3 separate regions of the Homo sapiens genome follow, and regions 1 and 2 are each linked to region 3. A link is a contact called in ENCODE Hi-C or POLR2A ChIA-PET data. All regions are on one chromosome and are shown on one strand. The core of a region is the stretch at or near the end of the contact, and the rest is flanking DNA. Distances in the headings are between cores, read along the strand shown. Region 1 has its middle 30 kb from the start of SLF2. Region 2 holds the start of LBX1 (ladybird homeobox 1). Region 3 overlaps SFXN3 (sideroflexin 3).

What was found. A loop is a pair of places that touch in the nucleus more often than their neighbours do. ChIA-PET counts read pairs that join two places held with the same protein, here RNA polymerase II (POLR2A). Pooled maps may share reads with other maps.
Region 1: POLR2A ChIA-PET joins it to region 3 with 12 read pairs in Caco-2. The contact joins two enhancer-like sites. POLR2A ChIA-PET finds 5 or more read pairs at or near these places in 3 of 52 experiments (Caco-2, HepG2 and endothelial cell of umbilical vein).
Region 2: a loop to region 3 is called in a map of naive thymus-derived CD4-positive, alpha-beta T cell, with 7 times the contacts of the local background. The contact joins the promoter of LBX1 here to the enhancer-like site in region 3. A Hi-C loop is called at or near these places in 3 of 168 maps with a recorded cell type or tissue (HCT116, K562 and naive thymus-derived CD4-positive, alpha-beta T cell), 4 of 37 single-sample maps with no recorded cell type and 13 of 50 pooled maps. POLR2A ChIA-PET finds 5 or more read pairs at or near these places in 5 of 52 experiments (CD8-positive, alpha-beta memory T cell, HEK293, HEK293T and 2 more).

Annotation. Positions count from the first base shown.
Region 1 is chr10:100,880,632-100,884,492 of GRCh38, reverse strand. No RefSeq gene overlaps it. Among named protein-coding and RNA genes, the nearest start is that of SLF2, 30 kb to the left of the region's middle. Within about 2 kb of position 2,137, at least 5 of the 41 ENCODE cell types and tissues checked have a DNase peak (open chromatin) inside an H3K27ac peak, as active enhancers do.
Region 2 is chr10:101,227,228-101,231,118 of GRCh38, reverse strand. LBX1 (ladybird homeobox 1) reads left to right here and starts at 1,656. Exons shown (of 2, transcript NM_006562.5): 1 at 1,656-2,628; 2 at 3,329-3,891. The coding sequence starts at 2,304. The coding sequence ends at 3,849. LBX1-AS1 (LBX1 antisense RNA 1) reads right to left here and starts at 1,525. Exons shown (of 3, transcript NR_029380.1): 1 at 1,305-1,525.
Region 3 is chr10:101,040,560-101,044,765 of GRCh38, reverse strand. SFXN3 (sideroflexin 3) reads right to left here. Exons shown (of 12, transcript NM_030971.6): 12 at 3,525-4,206. Among named protein-coding and RNA genes, the nearest start is that of SFXN3, 11 kb to the right of the region's middle. Within about 2 kb of position 1,910, at least 40 of the 41 ENCODE cell types and tissues checked have a DNase peak (open chromatin) inside an H3K27ac peak, as active enhancers do; they include HCT116 and Panc1, where a contact is called at or near this core.

The sequences.
Region 1 (3,861 bases), core at 888-3,387, 160 kb after region 3:
TTGGCCTCTCAAGGTAACTACGTGAGCCTTCTCCTCTCCTGCAGACATGTTGGGCCAGTTAAAGGTTATTCTGTAGAAATCTCAACCAACAAGTCAAAAGATGAGTTTCCTGCTCTTAATAGATAATTTTTATTGGTTTTGCAATAAACGTATGAAATAGAAACAATAGCAATAAACCAGCTCAACAAGAAATCGAAAGGCGCAGGCCCCCAAAGCCCTTCCCGCCTCTTGTTAATGAGTCTCTAATTTATAGACCGGCTTGCAGGCCCACTTTTCTTTTGCCAAGCTTTGCAAACTTTTCCATCTTGGAGGCCCAGGTACTCTGGGGGCTTCTGTGCTCATTTCCACATAGTGGTTGTAATGGAAGTGGTTGTCATGCCAGAAGTGGTGGGGTGGCACTGCCTTGGGGTTTGGGGCCTGAGCCCAACCTTGTCTCCTTAAGGGGACTTGAGGGTCTGTCCCCTTTGATTTTGTTTATCAATGGAGGGCAGAAAAGGAGAGTGACCAGGATAAAAACTCATGCTGAAATGGCCGAGGGCTGTAAGTTTAAATTTTGGAGAGCACAGAGGCCAGGGAGTGGGCACAAAAAGCATGCAGAGGCTGAGGGAAGGGGTTGCATCTTCTACACCCTTGAACTTCGTCTTTTGGAATGTGCAGACTATTTTTAGTTTGTGGTGCTGGGCCTTTTCTCAGGATCCAAATCGGCGTGCCCCACGCCTGCTAAGGGAGGTAGGGTGGGTGGGGGGCGATCCTGGTGTCACTGTAGACACTGATGAGACCTTGCAGCTGTTCTCAGTGGCAATTCAAGCAAGCTGGAGGCCCAGGGTCCCTGCCAGCGGGTGTTTACTTGCCGGGTTACTGGCAGTGTCAGATGAATGATAGCTAAAGTCAGAAGGGCTCAGTGCTCCATTTGAACATTTCCCCTGGGGCCTGTAGCCCAAAGAACAGGTTATCTGTGTTCCTGATCACGCCTCAAAGAAAGTGCAGGCCTCCTCCGGGCTCATGCTCTAACCGTGAGAGTGAGAAAAGAGGACCAAGCGGGGTTTCCGCGTCCACCTCTCCAGGGATTGGATGACCCAGAGTTTGGACGGGTGGCAACAACCCCGGCAGCCCATGGCAGGAGCCCCCAGAGGGCATTCACTTGGGATGCTGATGCTCTCATCCCTGGGGCCAGGTTGGCACTCCAACACCCCCCTTCTCACCCCTTCTGGCCATGCCCAGTGAGGGCAGAGCTGTGGGCCCATCTCTTCTAGAAATTCACAGCAGTGCCTCAGCTCTCTGTGGCTCTTCTCCTCACCCCATCTCCCCACTGCCCAGTGAGCTTGGGGGAAAAGACCGCTGACTTTGCAACCCACAGCCCCTGAAAGTCCCCTTCGATAGCATGCTGTTATGCTTCGAGGACACAGGACTGTGAACTCGAAATTGTCTCGCCTTTGTCACCTCCTGGCAGGTCTTTAGAGCTCGGGGAAACAGCCGAGTGGTACAAATCGCAGCGGCGTGGTAAAGCCCCCCTAATTCCCGATGGGCTGCCTGACTCATATCCGTTTCCCTGGCAAAAAATAAGTTTTTGTTATTGCTGGCTTGGCAGAAGCACGGAAGAGTGCGCGAGGATCTACTGCCCCATGCATCACTGGCCAAATTGCCTGAGAAATCCCAGCTCTAGAACTTTTCATCGTTGGCTGTGATGTACGGAGCAGAACGGCAGCTCCATTTCCCCCGCGTGGGGCTCAGCGACGCTGGCGCTTAGCAGACCTTCTCTGCTTGCAATTCACAGCAAATGTGGCCTCTCCTTTCTCTTCCCCTCTTCTTGGCCTCTTATCCCCCCAACAACCTTTATCTTTCCCATCCCCCCGTCTGCTCATCAACCCCCTCCCTGCTCTCCCCAGCAGAGCCATAGCTGGAGAATCAGGAGGAGGCCTGCAATGTCATTTCCCCATCACTCTGCAGACGATTCCACACTAATGTTCTTTTAATGCTGTGATGCTGCACTAATTAATAAGCATCCTGCACAGAGGCCTCGCCTCTCCTCTCCTCCCCTCTCCTCCTCTTCCCTCACTGCCCCTCCCCACCAGCCCCCCGAGAAGGCCTCGTCACATCCTGGCATCTGGCAGCAGAGAAAGGATTTCACTCTTGTACCTGGGCTGCCTGATATTGCTATGAGAGATAACTGTATACGAACCAATAATCTAGCCTGACAATCCAATTTACTGACCAATAGCGCACAATCCACCATGTCATCGGCTGTGGGGAGGCCCATAAATTAGTTCCTAGTAATTTATTCTGATCAATAGAATGGGCAAAGTCACTTGTCTCTTTAATCAAAGGCCCTCTCAGAGATGTCAGTGCAGGCAGCTGCGTGGGAGGGAGCAGGGCTCTGTGAGCAACAAGGCAGTGGGTGCTAGCACCACACTCCTGCCCTGGCTTCCAGAACCCAGAAGCCTCCCCAGAATGGGGCTAGTGTGGGAGGGGCCCAAGGTCCAGGCTGCCTATGCTTCCCTTGGTCACCCCAACCATAAAACATTGGCTTTCAAACAAGCTAAGGACAGAAGAGGCCATGACAGTAATTAACAAGAGATAAGCTCCAGGGAACACTGTACAGGGCCCCAACAATGTCTGATTTTTTCTGAATGTTCAGAATCTTCCTTCCTCTCCTGGTCACGGGGCCCTACCAACGCTTGTGCTGATGCTTCTATAAAGAGAAGGATCCTAGCCCCGTGGGTAAGAGCCAGACTGCCTGGCTTTGAATGGTGACTCTGCCATTAGCTACGTGGCCTCAGGCAAGCTTCTTGCCTTTCTGTGATTCACTTTCCTCATCTGTAAAGTGGAACTAATAACAGTACCTACCTCAGGGTTATTAAGAAGATTTAGTAAATTAATTATATGATATATAATAAGTTAATATAAAATTAAACTAATAAATGAATATACAAAGTGCTTAGAATAGTGCCTGACATGCAGCAAGCACTATATTGAGTGTTTGTTAACATAAACAAACAGAGATCAAGGGAAAACATTGATGTGCTTCTCTCTGAAGATGTGCCAAGTCCTTGAGATGGTCTTCCTGACAACTTTGACTGTTTCCTACCCGTCTTCACCTCTTGTCCTCCTTGTCCAAAATAAATAGATAAAGGAAGAGTGTGTTGATGTTAGCTCTTTGAAGTGACAGGGAAACTCCAAAGGCCGCCGTGCAAGGTTTTCCCCTTATCTGGGCCCTCTGGCAGAGCCAGTGTGTCAGCCTTGGGGAAACAGACCGATTTTGCTTTAGAGAAAATAGGCCTGATGTTAGACAGCAGGGAGGGAAAGGAAGGTCTGTTACCTGTGCTGGCTGCAGGGACTGGCTTGTGAGGAAGGAGGCAGAGCTTGCTGACATGAGCAGGACACAGGAAGATGCTGGGCAGGGCGCCATAAAGGGCAGTGGTGCAAGGGTCTGTCACCTTGGATTCCCATCCTGGCTCTGCCACTCACTGGCTGTGGGACTTTGGCCAAGTCACTTCAGGTCTCTGACCCTGATTCTGTATTGAGGCAGGAAGGGGTTTCACAGAGTGATCTCAGAAGTCCCTTCGCGGCCAGGCATGGTGGCTCACACCTGTAATCCCAGCACTTTGGGAGGCTGAGGAGGGTGGATCACGAGGTCAGGAGTTTAAGATAAGCCTGGGCAAGATGGTGAAACCCCGTCTCTACTAAAAATATAAAAATTAGCCAGACGTGGCCTGGGCGACAGAACGAGGCACGATCTAAAAAAAAAAAAAAAAAATTAGCCAGGCATGGTGGTGGGCATCTGTAATCCCAGCTATTCTGGGGGGCAGAGGTTGCAGTGGGTCGAGATTGCACATTGCACTCCAGCCTGGGCGACAAGAGCTA
Region 2 (3,891 bases), core at 407-2,906, 190 kb before region 3:
GCTGTGCAGAGGCCCCCTACGCTGAGGCATCCAGAGAAAGAACCTGCTTCCCGCCCCGGAGCCCAGCTTAGCTCACTCCCTCTCTGGGGTTAGATATGAGGGGAGAGGGGGCAAGAAATCCTAATCTTCCCATTCCAACCCTTGGCCTGGGCCACAAATCCTCACTTTGGCCTCTCTGGGCCCTTTTCTGGTCCAAGCGGTGCTGCCCAATGCCCAACCTCACCGCCCACCCAGGAGTTTACAAACAAAGCCAGGGCCAGGGCTGTGTGTGTGTGGGAGGGGAACAGCCCTTCTCCCTGGACTCCAACCCCCTCTAGGTCCTCCCCTCCTTTCTCCAAGGGCAGAAATGGAAAATTAGTAAGGAGGCCAGTGGCCCCACATAAACAGAATGGGGTAGCAAGACAGGAAGGCCTGAGGGCACAGCCCTGCTGGAATGCCTCAGGGAAATGAAAGAAATAGCTGAGTTCAAACACACCTATATACCCACAGGTTCACACACATTTACACAAATATACGCATGGAGAAACACACACAAACACACATTCAAAAACACAAACACCTTCAAGTAACAATGCACACAACATGTTCTCCCGATATTCACAGATCCCGGGCCCTAAGGTCTTTAGCCCCAGCCTAACTGGAAGCCTGGCCTCCCTGCGAGTTCCTGAGAGCAAAGCCCCAGCCGCGGCCTGGCTCCCGCCGGGCCCCCGCCCCGCATCCGGAACAGCTGGAGTCGGCCTGGCCATGCACTCAAGCCGGGCGCTGGGCTAGGCGGGGCCGGCAGCGGGGCCCCGGCCGGGGCCCGGGCGGAGCGCAGCAGGGAGGCACGGAGCCGGCCCCGTTAGCCCCGGCACCTGGCCTGGCTACTCTTCAGACGCCCATCATCAGGCCGTTGGTGGCCCCAGCCAGCCTGGGGAGCGGCTGCCGGAGGAAAGTGAGCAAGATTGCCGGAGGAGGTAGGGCGGCCGCTTCGGAATCAGGCCGGGGAGAGGCGTCCAGAGCCGCCAACAATTCCCTCCTCCGCCTCTCCGCGTGGAGAAGGCTGAGCTCTCCGACTAGCCCCCTCCCCCAACCCCTGGGGTCCTCCACCCCCTTCCCGCGTCGCCCACCCAAGGCTGCGCAGCCGGCTCTGACCTCCTGCGGGCCAGCGCAGGAGGGCTTCAGATTCCCTCTCCCCAGGCGCGTCGCCCAGGCAGTGGGGTGAGGGGCAAGAGGGTCAGAGGTAGAGGCGCTGGGCTCTTGATCTCAGCTCCGCAAAGTCCACTCTGGGTGGCAGCGGGGCCCACCCGGGCTCCTGGTCCTACCTGGCCCGAGCGGCGGCCGCGTCCCTCCCGGGCTGGGGTTCCCACCACTCTTTCGGGCTCCACATCCCGGGTCGGAGAGACCGAGACCTTCGGGCCGGTGCGGTCATTGCAGCTAGGCCGGCGGGAGGCGGGTGCGCCAGGAGCGCGGCTCGCAGTTTGGGGTGGGGGCGGTGGCTTTTCAGTCGCCCGAGGTTCGGGTGCAATAAAGGAGCAGCTAATGTAATTTACAAACAGCTCGGGCCGAACGCAGCGCAGCGCCCGGACTGACAGGCGCATTAGGCAGGCTAATTCCAGCCGGCTCCTCCTACCCCCGGCCCGCTAATTAATGAGCTTCCCAACTTACAGCCGCCTGCATTGGACAGACAGAGAGTGAAAGAGAGGGCGAGGGAGAGGGAGAGAAGGAGAGAGAAGGGGGGAGCAGAGAAGAGAGAAGAGAGAGGGAGGGAGGGAGAGCGAGAACAGGAGGAGAGAACAGAGGCAAAGAAGAGAGGAAAAAGGGAGAAAGGAGAGAGAAAGAGAAAGAAGTGCCGCTGCAGATAATTGATTACACCGCGATCAAGGCTAACTTGTTAGCAATAGTCAATTGCCCCGTCTCTCCGCCTCCCTCGCAGTCCGGGATCGGCGCCCTCGCCTCGGCTCTTCCAACTGCGGCCGCCAGGACCCGGGGCCAGGAGCCACTGCCGAGCCACCTGACACCTTTAAATAGCACCGGGGTTGGCGAAACTGGAGCCCCGCGCAGCGCGCCCCGGCTCCGGCCCCGGATTGCTGGAAGCCCCAGCAGCAGCGGCGCCCGCGTCAGCGCCCTCTTCCCGGGGCCCCGCGCTGTTCTCCCCTCCTCAGCCGCCGCGCTAATCGGCCCCGCGCCCGGCCCGCGCCCTGCCCAGTGCGGCCTCCTTTCCACCCGCCGCTGCCTGCCCGCGCCGTCCGGCGCCCGAGCTGCCCGCGGGCTGGGTCCCCGCGGCCCGAGCCGCCCCGGCCGGGACCCCGAACAAGGCCGAGATGACTTCCAAGGAGGACGGCAAGGCGGCGCCGGGGGAGGAGCGGCGGCGCAGCCCGCTGGACCACCTGCCTCCGCCTGCCAACTCCAACAAGCCACTGACGCCGTTCAGCATCGAGGACATCCTCAACAAGCCGTCTGTGCGGAGAAGTTACTCGCTGTGCGGGGCGGCGCACCTGCTGGCCGCCGCGGACAAGCACGCGCAGGGCGGCTTGCCCCTGGCGGGCCGCGCGCTGCTCTCGCAGACCTCGCCGCTGTGCGCGCTGGAGGAGCTCGCCAGCAAGACGTTTAAGGGGCTGGAGGTCAGCGTTCTGCAGGCAGCCGAAGGTAGGCGCAGCTGCTGGGTTCCCCTGCACCCAGCGCCTCGCGCCCTGTGCCCTGCGCGCTTCGTCCCCTATGCCTCTGCTCGCCTCTGCCCTCTCCGGCCGCCAGGGCCTTCCAGCCTGAGCAGCTGCTTATGGGAGTGAAGATATGTGGGACGGGACCCAATCCTTATTTCCCAGGGACCTCTGGGTAGGCCAGAGCTGGGGGGTGGCAGGAGAAGGGTGGCCAAGCTCTTTCCGCAGTCTGCTTGCTTTGCCGGGCTCCCTTGCGTTCCCAGTGTCCTGGGCGCTCTTAGCCCGGCTACTCGGCGTGGGGAATCGAGAGTCTTTTGCCGGGGACCTTATGGGTAGGGTAGAGTTGAAGTGATTGGGAAGGGATGGAGAACCAACATTCACACCGCAATTAGGGTGTCTCTGTCTGGCTTTCTCATACCCTTAGAGACTTTGGGTCTTTCAAACCAACTCTTAGGTAGGGGGCAGAGACCAAAACAATTTTTCCTAGGGACTTCTGGGAGACCAAAGACAGGAGATGGTTTGCCATAGCCAAGACTTGCCCTGGTCCTGGAGGCTGAATTAAATCTGAGAAGGGAACATTGGTAGACTGCAGGCCGGACAGGCCTGGGTGGGTTACGGAGTTACGGGGGCGAGAGCCAGGGTGGGCTTCCTCTCTCCCAACGCGAGCCTACACTGTCCTTTCCTCCCAGGCCGCGACGGTATGACCATCTTTGGGCAGCGGCAGACCCCTAAGAAGCGGCGAAAGTCGCGCACGGCCTTCACCAACCACCAGATCTATGAATTGGAAAAGCGCTTTCTATACCAGAAGTACCTGTCCCCCGCCGATCGCGACCAAATCGCGCAGCAGCTGGGCCTCACCAACGCGCAAGTCATCACCTGGTTCCAGAATCGGCGCGCTAAGCTCAAGCGGGACCTGGAGGAGATGAAGGCCGACGTAGAGTCCGCCAAGAAACTGGGCCCCAGCGGGCAGATGGACATCGTGGCGCTGGCCGAACTCGAGCAGAACTCGGAGGCCACAGCCGGCGGTGGCGGCGGCTGCGGCAGGGCCAAGTCGAGGCCCGGCTCTCCGGTCCTCCCCCCAGGCGCCCCGAAGGCCCCGGGCGCTGGCGCCCTGCAGCTCTCGCCTGCCTCTCCGCTCACGGACCAGCCGGCCAGCAGCCAGGACTGCTCGGAGGACGAGGAAGACGAAGAGATCGACGTGGACGATTGAGCGGCGCCCCGGGTCTTCCGCCGCCCTGGGCTCCTAGCGCTC
Region 3 (4,206 bases), core at 661-3,160:
GTGTATATATATATATATATATATATATATATATATATATATATATATGTAAATTTTTTTTTGAGACAGTGTCTCCCTATATTGCCCAGGCTGGTCTCAAACTCCTGGGCTTAAGGGCTCCTCCTGCCTTGGCCTCCCAAAATGCTAGGATGACAGGTGTGAGCCACCATGCCCAGCCAACAATGTGAATATAGTTAACATTATTGTACACTTAAAAATGGCTAAGATGGTACATTTCATGTTATGTGTTTTTTACTACAATTTTAAAGTGAAGATATGGTGCCTGCCCTCAGTGGGGCTTTCATTTAAACTGGAAAGAAACATCTGTATAGGGCCAGTAGTACATGTTGTAGTAAATACCAATCAGGGTGATTCCCAGTTCACAGCAATTGCCCTTCTTTGGTTACAGCCTCAACGTCAGAGGTAAACCTGAATGTCCAATGTCCTTGCCTGTTGACCCTGACCCCTGGCCACCTCCTAGGGGTACACAACTGATCTAAGCTGCTCCAGTTTTTGAAACTTGGAGTAAGCAGGGATAATTCTGTTATACAATGTTCTTAAGGGTTTTGTTTCGCAGAGATTTCTGTACCTCACTTCCCAGATGGGGTTATGTTACATAGATTTTCCAGTAAAAGTGTTAGGTTGGTGCAAAAGTGATTGCAGTTTTTGGCAATACAAGGCCTCTTTTCAAGGGGATTGCCATGCCCATAAACTCCAGCTGCTGACACCCCCAAAGTTGGCTTTGTCCTTTCCAGTCCTATTGTTCACCTCCATCTCTGGGTATGAAAACTATAGCAGAATCCTTCCAATATCTCCCCCTATTTACTGAAGCTAGCCACAATTATTTTCTGTTGGTTTCAACAAAATAATCTCAAAACCCAAACCAAAGTGTTCCTTTTGGGAAATAAAAATTGTCAATTGATGAGGACTTGCTGGTGATAGAGGAGGAGAGGTCGGAAGGAAAATAACATAGCTGGTTAATTTATAGGTTAACATAGCAAACTCTTGCCCCATAAGCAAGCACTTCAGCCTGAAGGAGCTTCTCGTTTCTTTATTAAAGGCATGGGGTTATTTTCCTACTGGATGTGTTGGATGTGGGATTGTGTGTGTAGTCCAAGCTATGCAAGGTTCCTCCTGCCTTCTCCAGGTCGTTATTTAGTTGCAAACATTGCTGGTCTGAGAAGACAGGAAGGAGGAAGCTATGGGAGGCTGTGGCCTGGAGCGGAGGCTGCCTTTGTCTGGCAGCCTGAGCTGACACTGGAGCCTAGGAGAGACCCAATGAGGGAAAAGATGTGTATAATAAAAGAAGAGAGAAGGGAGCATCTTAGGAAACTCCCCTTTTGGGGATAATACAGCTGAATCAAGATTCCTCCACAATTCCTAGCAAAAGGTTGTCCTTCATGCCTTTCGGGCACGCGCGGTGTCCCTGCAGGTGAGAGGGTAGCTTCTCTGTTCACCCAACCGCCCATTTCTACCCAGCGCCGGCCACAGAGCCACAATTAAGAGTTCAGCAAACGTTTCCTGGACTGTTAGGCGCAAGGGTGGAGAGAGGGAAAGGAGGAGGACGGCGCCGAAGAAAGAGCCAACAGCCTCAGAGGCAGCTGAAAAAAAAACCTGGGCTTGGGATCCAGGAGGAGAGTCCTCGCGTGATTCCTCGAAAACCTCGCGGATTTTTGGGCAGGAAGTCAAAGGGCTGGCGCTAGGGAATTCGTGGGTTTCGATATTGGAAAGGAGGGAGGGGGACTTGGTGGATTTAACGGCGCAGGATCGAGGTCAGCGGGAAGGCGGATCTGAGACGTAGCTTCCAGGCTCCGACCCGGAAGGTGAGCGAGAATCGGGGCCTGAGGTACTAAAGCCGTTGCTCGGGAAACGGGAAGGAGGCGGAGCCGAGCCTAGCTTTGACTGACAGGGACCACAGCAGGGGCGGGACTCTGCTTCTGACTGTTCCCAGAAGGTGGTGGCTTACTTTTGACCGCGAGGGCCCGGGGGCGGGGCTTGAAATGGACAGGCTTCACTGGGAGGAAATGGGGCTTGGCTCTGACCTGTAGGGCATCAGACCCAGCAGGACTAGGCCAGAGTCTGGCATAGCCCCACAGTGCCAGAGTTGAAGCTGGTCCTGATTACCTGTCCTTAGGAAGCAGGTGTCATTGGTTCCGGTGATCCTGGAAAGGAGCAGAATATCCCTACTTGACCACCTCCCTATGGCCAGGCTAAACTTAAAACATGGGCAGGGAGAGAGGGAAGGTTGTGGTCTTTCGGGTCTTCATAATAGGCAGGATGGGGGCTCTGGAGCAAATGAGGCCAGGCAAGGGGAAGAAGATGGGAGGGAAGGTCAAAGACACCAATTCAGGCTTCCAGAGAAAGTTCCTAAAGTCTGAGGTCTGGGAGGAAGACAGGAGGCCCACCCAAGAATGGGGCAGAGCACTTTCTAGTGAAAAACGTGCTGCGTCAGCCCAAATGCTGACTTCTGAGGAAATTTCCAAGTATAAGGAGGCAGTTTGGAAGGTATGATTGGCTAAGGTTTGTCCCTAGAGAGCCTGTGATGTGCCCTATAGCTAACTCTTTTGACGTGTTTGAGAAACTGGTGTGGAATTAGGAAGGAAAGATGACAGAGAAGCCCACTAGTGCCCTGGCCAATCTTTTCTCTGACATGGTTTAGTGATACCTGTGGAGCACAGATAATTCTGTTATAAAATGTTCTTAAGGGTTTTGTTTTGCAGAGATTTCTGTACCTCACTCCCCACATGGGGTTATGTTACATAGATTTTCCAGTAAAAGTATTAGGTTGGTGCAAAAGTGATTGCAGTTTTTGGCAATACAAGGCCTCTTTTCAAGGGGATTGCCAAAGGCCAAAAGTGTAACTGCAGAAAGAGCTTTAAGAGTTGACTAAGGATTCCAGTGGGCTTGGTGATTGACAGGACAGGATGAAATTAAAACTGGTTATCTAGGCCGGGCACGGTGGCTCACGCCTGTAATCCCAGCACTTTGGGAGGCCAAGGCAGGTGGATGGCTTGAGCCCAGGAATTGGAGACCAGCCTGGGCAACTTGGCAAAAACCATCTCTATAAAAAAATACAGAAGATTAGCTGGGTGTGGTGGCACGTGCCTGTAGTCTCAGCTACTTGGTAGGCTGAGGCAGGCGGATCAATTGAACTGGTGAGGTTGAGGCTGCAGTGAGCTGTGATCCATGATGGTGCCACTGCACTCCAGCCTGGGTGATAGAGTGAAACCCTGTCGCAAAAAAAAAAAAAAAAAAAAAAAACAGAAAGAAAGAAAAGAAAAGGAAAAAAAAAAAGGTGAAAGCATCTACATTCGCCCTCTGTCTTAGTACATACTTGGGGGTGCCAGAGGGAGGACTGATTTTCTAATCTCAGAGCTCCCTCTGCTGGGGCATGAGGCTCCCTACACAGGGGGAGGAATGAGACAAGACCTGGACTTGGGGAGAGTCCAGGGAGAGACGGAAGGCTGCAAGCAGGGGACTCTTTCTGGGCCCTCAGGACGTGGAATCAAGTGAAGACCAAGAAGTAGACAAGTTTGCAGTTTATTGAGTAATGGCTGGCTTCACAGATGTTATCACTGGGGGCGGTTGATAGGGGGAACAGGAAAATGCTCTCAGAGGTTCCCACTGAAGCCCTTTCATCTGCCCTGCCCCACCCACCACTGAAGCCAGAGGTCATGGGAGTTGGGATCTAACTACACTCTGTGAACTTACCACCACCCATTCCATCCCCAAGCCCATATTTTATTTGGACTAGCCACTGATGCCCGGGCCCTTCCTCTTCCAGGGGGTGGGAGGGTGGAGGTGGGGACAGGACCAACCCTCAAGAAAGAAAAGAGGTTAAGGTGGGGGTTTTGCTGAATGTCTAAGAAATGTCAGTGGAACAGGCTGGGCACAGTGGCTCATGCTTGTAATCCCAGTGCTTTGGGAGGCCAAGGCAGGTGGATCACCTGAGGTCAGGAGTTCGAGACTAGCCTGGCCAACATGGTGAAACCCCCATCTCTGCTAAAAATACAAAACTAGCAAGATGTGGTAGCACACACCTGTAATTTCCACTACTCGGGAGACTGAGGCAAGAGAATCACTTGAACCCAGGAGGCAGAGGTTGCAGTGAGCCAAGATCGCACCATCGCACTCCAGCCTGGGCAAAATAGTGAAACTCCATTAAAAAAAAAAAAAAAAGTCAATGGAACACAAAATTCCCTGTCT